Linked DNA regions of Homo sapiens: region 2 is linked to region 1. Evidence: read pairs that join two places in POLR2A ChIA-PET (ENCODE). Cell type or tissue: IMR-90. All regions are shown on one strand. Each heading gives the region's core, and the rest is flanking DNA. Links, peaks and the distances in the headings are about the cores only.

Region 1 (4,396 bases), core at 274-4,273:
AGCTGACCAGTTAAGATTTTTGGGGGGGCCTGGCATAGTGCTGTAATCCTAGCATTTGGAGGCTGAAGTGGGCAGATCACCTGAGCTCAGGAGTTCAAGACCAGCCTGGGCAACATGGCAAACCCTTGTCTCTACTAAAAATACAAAAATTAACCAGGCATGGCATGTGCCTATAGTCCAGCTACTTGGGAGGCTGAGGTGGGAGGATCGCTTGAGCCTAGGAGGTGGAGGTTGCAGTGAGCTGAGATTGCACCACTGCACTCCAGCCTGGGTGACAGAGTGAGATCCTGTCTCAAAAAAAAAAAAAAGGGTTCTTTTGTACATGAAGATTTTTCACATTTCTAATTCTGAACTTTAATCTCAACCAGGGTTTATGACCTTTCATTTGTAGGTTTGTCAGTTAATTTATTTGGTAAATGTTTGTGTATTCTAATTTTTTGTTCTTTCCCTTGTCTCTCTTTTTTTTTTTTTCTTGAGAATGGGGCCTTGCTGTATCGCCCAGGCAGGAGTGTAGTATTATGATCATAGCTCAGTATTATGATCATAGCTCACTGTAGCCTTTCTACCTCCTGGGCTCAAGTGATCCTTCTGCTTCAGCCTCCTAAGTAGCTGGGACCACAGGTGTGTGCCACCATGCCTGACTATTTTTTATTTTAATTGTTTTAGAGACAAGGTCTTGCTGTGTTGCCCAGGCTGGTCTCGAACTCCTGGCCTTAAGTGATCCTCCTGCCTTGACCTCCCAAAGTGCTGAGATTACAGGCCTGAGCCACTGCACCTTGCCTTCCTTACCTCTTTTCTCCGACATTTTTATGTTTCTAACATTGAACTCTAAGGAAGCTGGTGAACAAACACGCCATATGTATGCAGAACACTTAACAGAATTATGCTATGTTGTCTGTTTTTGTTTGTATTTCTTGTCCTTGCTGAAGATTGACTTGAAATCTTAAACTAAGTTCTCCCTCTTTATAGGCGGTGACAGTGATCCTCCATTAAAGCGTAGCCTGGCACAGAGGCTAGGGAAGAAAGTTGAAGCTCCAGAAACTAACATTGACAAAACACCAAAGAAAGGTACCTGTGTTCTTACATACTTTGTGTGTGTATGTAATTATGACACTTGTGTCTTGTAATGCTAACAGCTATGGTTTTTCATTCTTTTGTTCAGGTAAATAGGTTATCTTGTATTTGTTATATTATTCACTCAACAAACATTTGATCCTTAGTCTGCTAGATTCTGGGTAGACACCATTGAAAAAAACACCGTCACACTCCTCAGGAGCTTATAGTATAAATGGCAGGTAGGAATACTTATAAATGCGATAAATTTTGTAACAGAGAAAAGTACACAGTGTTATGGTAACACATAGGAGAGGCATCTATTATTACCATCTGTTAGGGGAAGGTTCACAGAAGAAGTTATGTTAAAGTTTAGACCTAAGACATGAGTTAGAAATTAGCCAGGTGAAGTTCGAGAGCCAGAGACTGTGTCTCAGGCAGAGAGAATAACTCCTGCAAAGGCAGAGCTAAGAGTGGTATGCTCAAGGAACTGCATATGGCTGAAACATAGAAATGGGCTGAAGAGTGTGGTGACTAGATCATAATATAGTCTTTAAGCCATGTTAGAAAGTTTGGACTTATTCTAAGATAGTAACAACCCATTGAAAGGTTATAAACAGGCCGGGCACGGTAGGTCATGCCTGTAATCCCAGTACTTTGGGAGGCCGAGGTGGGTGGATCACCTGAGGTCAGATGTTTGAGACCAGTCTGGCCAACATGGCAAAACCCCATCTTTACTAAAAATACAAAAAAATTAGCTGGGCAGGGTGGCACGCACCTATAATCCCAGCTACTTGGGAGGCTGAGGCAGGAGAATTGTGTGAACCTGGAAGGCGGAGGTTACAGTGAGCCAAGATCAGTCACCACTGCACTCCAGCCTGGGTGACCGAGTGAGACTTCATCTCAAAAAAAAAAAAAAAAAAAAAGAAAGAAAGAAAGGTTATAAACAAGGATCACAGGCTCAAATGTGCATTTTAAAACCATTACCTTGCCTGCAATATGGAGACAGATTAGAAGGGGGCAAGCATGCTGGCGTGGAGATGAGTTGGCAGGCTGTTAAAATAATCTAGATAAGACGAGGTAGTGGCATAGATTTGGTATTTTGGAAGTTGATTTGGAGACGTGGACTAAATCAAGAGATAGCTGGGAGTTAGATTTTTGTTTTGTTTTGTTTGTTTAAAGACAAGGTTTCACAGTGTTGCCTAGGCTGGATTCAAATTTCTGGCCTCAAGCCATCCTTCTTCAGCCTCCCAAGTAGCTGGAAGTACAGGAATGCACTATTGCGCCCCTCAGGGAATTAGAATTCTTTATAGTTGAAGGAGAGCAAAAAGCCAAGGTTAGATTTATGTTTTTTCTGCTTGTATGACTTGCAGTGAAACACTGGCGTTAAATTATTAAAGAATAGGTGTTTTTTTCCTTCTCATTGTGTTTGGTTTTAACTTTCTTTGAAATAAGAAACTTCTTTTAATTTTTCCCCTTGCCCAAGGGACTTTGATGAGTAGACGTTCCTGTTTGGAGGTTTTCTTGCATTCTCAGAGCAAGCAAAAGTTACTTTCTTTGCCACATTGTTTTCCTCCTTGTGTATTGACCATGTTGAAGATTTTCATAACTAAGGAGCATATTTTAAATTTACTTGGAGGAAAAATTATTTCAATGACAGTAAGGTTTTAGAAGGCTCTACAATAACAAAATTATTTCCTTTAATTCAGTAGTTTTTGCTTTTCAGATATAAAGTACGTTTTTCTTTGTTTCTTTTGGTATTTTTGTTTTTTGAGACAGAGTCTCACTCTGTCACCCAGACTGGAGTGCAGTAGCGCTATCTCAGCTCACCCCAACCTCCACCTCCCGGGTTCAAACGATTCTCCTGTCTCAGCCTCCAGAGTATCTGAGATTACAGGCATGTGCCACCACACCCGGCTAATTTTTGTGTTTTTAGTAGAGATGGGGTTTCACCATGTTGGCCAGGCTGGTCTTGAACTCCTGACCTCAAGTGATCCACCCACCTCAGCCTCCCAAAGTGCTGGGATTACAAGCGTGAGCCACTGCGCCCAGCTAATTTTTGCAATTTTAGTAGAGATGGGGTTTCACCATGTTGGCCAGGCTGGCCTTGAAGTCCTGACCTCAAGTGATCAGCCTGCCTTGGCCTCCCAAAGTTCTGGGATTACAGGTGTATGCCACCATGCCCAGCAAACCTGTATTTAAGCTGTAAAAAGTTTCTGTTCAACTTTTGATTTTTGAAAATCTTTCTTTTCACAGCTCAAGTTTCCAAGTCTCTTAAGGAGCGATTAGGCATGTCAGCTGATCCAGATAATGAGGATGCAACAGGTAAGTAAATCCTAAGACCAGATTCTGATTATTTTTTTCTTTGCTGTAAGAGCCTTTGCTTTTTCTCAGATTTACCTGTTGCTTGCTAGGGCTTTTGATTTTTGTTCTTTTGTAGTTCTGTTTGTTTTTTAAGTAATTGATCAAGTCAGCTCAGACTCAACTGGGATCAATTCCTTTTTTGTGCTTAGAGATGGTAAAATGATTGTTCATCATAGCATTAATAGTAGGAAATTATTTATTTATTTATTTATTTATTTATTTATTTTATTTATTTTTGAGACAGAGTTTTGCTCTTGTTGCCCAGGCTGGAGTTAAATGGCAAGGTCTCAGCTCACTGCAACCTCCACCTCCTGGGTTCAAGCAATTCCCCTGCCTCAGCCTACCGAGTAGCTAGAATTACAGGCGTACGCCACCATGCCTTGCTAATATTTGTATTTTTAGTAGAGACGGGGTTTCACCATGTTGGTCAGGCTGGTCTCAAACTCCTGACCTTAGGTGATCCACCTGCCTCAGCCTCCCAAAATCCTGGGATTACAGGCACGAGCCACCGCACCCGGCTAAATAGTAGGAAATTAGAAACAACTTAAATATACAATAAAAAGGGTTTAGATAAAATTATGATAGTTATGTGCTAAAATAATTGCTGTCATGAAAAGTCAAATGCTGAACAACGATATGGAAAAATCAACTTGCATTGTATCAAGTGAAGAAAGATAACAGAGAGCACATACCACTTTTGACCTCCTGATTTAGGGCAACATAAGAATCTTTTTTTTTTTTTTATTTTTTTTTTTAGTATTTATTGATCATTCTTGGGTGTTTCTCGGAGAGGGGGATTGGCAGGGTCATAGGACAACAGTGGAGGGAAGGTCAGCAGATAAACATGTGAACAAGGGTCTGTGGTTTTCCTAGACAGAGGACCCTGCGGCCTTCTGCAGTGTTTGTGTCCCTGGGTACTTGAGATTAGGGAGTGGTGATGACTCTTAACGAGCATGCTGCCTTCAAGCATCTGTTTAAC
Region 2 (4,396 bases), core at 162-4,161, 87 kb after region 1:
GGTTTGGTAGCAGTTCATGAGAAAAAAGGCCTGGAGTTTTATAGGAGCCAATGAGTGACACAAACTTTTTTTTTTTTTTGAGGCATGGTGTCGCTCTGTCACCTAGGCTGGAGTGTAGTGGTGCAATCATGGCTCACTGCAGCCTCCACATCCTGGACTCAATCAGTCCTCCCATCTGAGCCTCCTGAGTAGCTGGGACTACAGGTGCACACCACTATGCATGGCTAATTTTTAGAAACTTTAAAAAAATATTTATGGTCAGGCATGATGTCTCACGTCTGTAATTCCAGCAATTTGGGAGGCTGAGGTGGGAAGATTGTTTGAGCCTAGGAGTTTGAGACGAGCCAGGGTAACATGGCAAGGCCCCGTCTCTACAGAAAGTACAGGCCGGGTGTGGTGGCTCACGCCTGTAATCCCAGCACTTTGAGAGGCCGAGGCGGGTGGATTGCTTGAGGTCAGGAGTTCGAGACCAGCCTGACCAAAATGGTGAAACCCCATGTCTACTAAAAATTCAAAAATTAGCCGGGTGTGGTGGCGGGTGCTTGTAATCCCAGCTACTTGGGAGGCTGAGATAGGAGAATCACTTGAACCTGGGAGACAGAGGTTGCACTGAGCTGAGATTGTGCCATTGCACTCCAGCCTGGGCAACAGAGCAAGACTCTGTCTCAAAAAAAAAAGTACAAAAAATTAGCCGGGTGTGGTGGCATGTGCCTGTAGTCCCAGCTACTTGAAAGGCTGAGGTGGGAGATTGAGCCCAGGAGGGAGAGGCTGTAGTGAGCAGTGAAACCCTGTTACAAAAAAAAAAAAAAAAAAAAAAAAAAAGCCAGGCGTGGTGGCTCACGCCTGTAATCCCAGCACTTTGGGAGGCCGAGGCAGGCAGATCACGAGGTCAGGAGATCGAGACCATCCTGGCTAACACGGTGAAACCCTGTCTCTACTAAAAATACAAAAAATTAGCCAGGCATGGTGGTGGGCGCCTGTAGTCCCAGCTACTCAGGAGGCTGAGGCAGGAGAATGGCGTGAACCCGGGAGGTGGAGCTTGCAGTGAGCCAAGATCGTGCCACTGCACTCCACCTGGGTGACAGAGCAAGATTCTGTCTCAAAAACAAAGAAAAAGAAAAAGAAAAGAAAAATGTTTATAAGGTCTTCAGGTGCAAGAAAATGGAGGAAACAAGATGAGTTGAGCATATAGACATGGGTACGATTTGGAGAAAGGCCTGAGAGAAAGCTTCAAGCTATGGGATCTATATCTTTTCCTAGGAAGCAAGAGAAGTGCTAGTAGATAATTTGTTATTATCCCTACTAAACTGAACTTTTCTTATTTCTGGTTATTTCACCTCCCCACCATATAGATGTAGTGTTCTGTTTTTACGTGTGTAAAGTGTATACCACCTTTCCTCACTACTCATCTTAATTCTATCTTTCATTGAAACCTAGCTGAAGTCCTTTTCAGTTTTCAGCCCTGTTCATGATGAACTCTCCCTTCTGAACTTCTCTAGCATTTATTTAGCCTAAATCCTGTGTACTACCTTTTAGCTTGTTACTTTTATTAATGATAATTATGGTGATGATACAGGCAACATTAATGACATATGGCATTGACAATATATATGAGTTATCTGAGAGGCCAGGCACAGTGGCCCATGCCTGTAATCCCAGCACTTTGGGAGGCCAAGGGGGATTGGATCATCTGAGGGCAGGAGTTCAAGACCAGCCTGACTAACATGGTGAAATTCCGTCTCTGCTAAATACAAAAAAATTAGTCAGGGTGATGGTGGGCATCTGTAATCCCAGCTACCCAGGAGGCTGAGACAGGAGAATTGTTTGAATTCGGGAGGCAGAGGTTGCAGTGAGTCGAGATTGCACCACTGCACTCCAGCTTAGGTGACAGTGCGAGACTCCGTCTCAAAAAAAAAAAAAGAATTATCTGAGAATGATGAAACTTTGAGCAAGGTGACTCATTTCTAAGAAGAGATACGATAAAAGCCAACTATAGAAGCTAAAGAATGAAGTGCAGCCATGTATTGCTTAATGATGGGGATACTTTCTGAGAAGTGCATTGTTAGATGATTTTGTTGTTGTATGAACATCATAGAATATACTGGCATAAACCTAGATGGCATGGCCTACTACACATCTAGGCTGTGTGATATAGTTTATTGCTCCTAAGATACAAACCTACAGAATACTGTAGGCAGTTGTAATAGGATGGTATGTATTTGTGTATTTAAATGTATCTAAACATAGGAAAGTACAGTAAAAACATAGTATAAAAGATTAAAAATCGTATAGGGCACTTACCAAGAATGGAGCTTGCAGGATTGGAAGTTGCTCTGGGTGAGTCAGTGAGTGAGTGAGTGGTGAGTGAATGTGAAGGCCTAGGACATTACTGTACACTGCTGTAGACTTTGTAAACACTGCACACTAGGCTGGGCATGGTGGCTCACGCCTGTAATCCCAGCACTTTGGGAGGCTGAGGCAGGTGGATCACCTGAGGTCAGGAGTTCGAGACCAGCCTGGCCAACATGGTGAGACCTTATCGCTACTAAAAATACAAAACTTAGCCGGGTGTGGTGGCTCATACCTGTAGTCCCAGCTACTTGGAAGGCTGAGGCATGAGAATCGCTTGAACTCGGTCGGTGGAGGCTACAGTGAGCCGAGATCATGCCACTGCACTCTAGCCAGACAGAGAGAGTGACAGAGGGAGACTCTGTCTCAAAAAAATAAATAAATAAAAATAAACACTGCACACTTAGTCTACACTAAATGTATTTAAAATTTTTCTTTCTTCAATAATAAATTAACCTTAACCTACTATAACTTTTTTACTTTATAAAATTATTATTATTATTATTTTTCTGACACAGGGTTCCACTTTGTCCCCCAGGCTGGAGTGCAGTGGCGCTATCTCAGGTCACTGTAGCCTCCCAGTTTCATGTGATCCTCCCACCTCAGCCTTCCTAGTAGCTGGGACTATAGGCATGCACCACCATGCCCAGCTAATTTTTGTATTTTTTTGTAGAGACAGGGTTTCACCATGTTGCCCAGGCTGGTCTTGAACTCCTAAGCTCAAGCGATCTGCCTGCCTTGGCCTCCCAAAGTGCTGGGATTATAGGCATGAACCACCACACCCAGCCTGAAAATTTCCTTTTCTTTTTTTTTTTTTTTTACTTTTTGACTCTTTCATATTAACACTTTACTTAAAACACAAACATATTATACACCTACACGAAAAATTTCTTCTTTATATCTTTATTCTATATGCTTTTTTCTATTTAAATGTTTTCTTTTTAAACATTTTTGTTAACAATGAAGACAGAAGCACACATATTGGCCTAGGCCTACACAGGATCGGGGTCATTTGTATCACTGTCTTCCCTTCCACATCTTGTCCTCCTGGAAGGTCTCCAGTTGCCACAATATGCCTGGAGCTGTCACCTCCAATGATACCAATGCCTCCTTCTGGAATTCCTCCTGAAGGACCTGCCTGAGACTGTTTTACAGTTAACTTTTTAAATATATAAATAGAAGGGGTACATTCTAAAATAACAATAAAAAGTATAGTATAGTATGTACATAAACCAGTAACATACTTATTTATCAATATCAAGTTTTTTTTATTATCAGTATTACGTATTCTCACTTATAGGTGAGAGCTAAACAATGGCTACATAGAGATATAGACAGCGGAATAACAGATATTGGAGACTCCATAAGGTAGAAAATGGGAGGGGGGTGAGGGATAAAATCCTACCTATTGTGCACAATGTATACTGTTTGTGGGATGGGTACACTAAAAGCCCAGATTTCCCCGCTATACAATATATCTATGTAAAACAACTGTACATGCACCCCTAAATATTTGAAAATAATAAGACAAAATAAAACATATTATGTACTGTACATAATTGTATGTGCTATGACTGGCAGCACAATAGATTGGTTTAGCCCAGCGTTACCACAGACATAAGAGTAATGCATTGTGCTATGACAACGGCTACAATGTGATGAGGGCCACCATGTCACTAGGTGATAGGGATTTTTCAGCTCCGTTCTAATCTTATGGAACCACCATGGTACATGGGGTCTGTCATTACCAAAATGTCATTATATGACTGTATATACTTTGGAAAAACCATTATTCTATTGTGGCTTTGAAATATGACATTTTGGCCAGGTGCAGTGGCTCACACCTATAATCCTAGCACTTTGGAAGGCCAAGGTGGGAGGATCACTTGAGGTCAGGAGTTTGAGACCCACCTGGCCAACATGGTGAAACCCCATCTCTAGTAAAAATACAAAAATTAGCTGGGCGTGGTGGTGCATGCCTGTAGTCCCAGCTATTTGGGAGGCTGAGGCAGGAGAATTGCTTGAATCTGGGAGGGGAAGTTTGCAG

The links. ChIA-PET counts read pairs that join two places held together with the same protein. Peaks named below come from ENCODE experiments on the same cell type or tissue, not always from the same donor. Only the 100,000 strongest peaks of a DNase experiment are listed, where the experiment ranks them.
Region 2: POLR2A ChIA-PET joins it to region 1 with 7 read pairs; 2 of 35 experiments call an interaction of 5 or more read pairs at or near these places.

The regions. Positions count from the first base shown.
Region 1 is chr1:203,836,997-203,841,392 of GRCh38, forward strand. ZBED6 (zinc finger BED-type containing 6) reads left to right here. Exons shown (of 17, transcript NM_001395895.1): 10 at 970-1,068; 11 at 3,310-3,378. It overlaps ZC3H11A (zinc finger CCCH-type containing 11A), which reads left to right. Exons shown (of 18, transcript NM_001376342.1): 11 at 970-1,068; 12 at 3,310-3,378. Among named protein-coding and RNA genes, the nearest start is that of SNRPE, 22 kb to the right of the region's middle. RefSeq lists a silencer at 4,331-4,396. In IMR-90, for the core only: no CTCF peak of the experiment used is centred there; a DNase peak (open chromatin) is centred at 2,285; H3K27ac peaks cover 181 bases.
Region 2 is chr1:203,924,317-203,928,712 of GRCh38, forward strand. No RefSeq gene overlaps it. Among named protein-coding and RNA genes, the nearest start is that of SNRPE, 65 kb to the left of the region's middle. In IMR-90, for the core only: no CTCF peak of the experiment used is centred there; DNase peaks (open chromatin) are centred at 1,955 and 2,425; H3K27ac peaks cover 664 bases.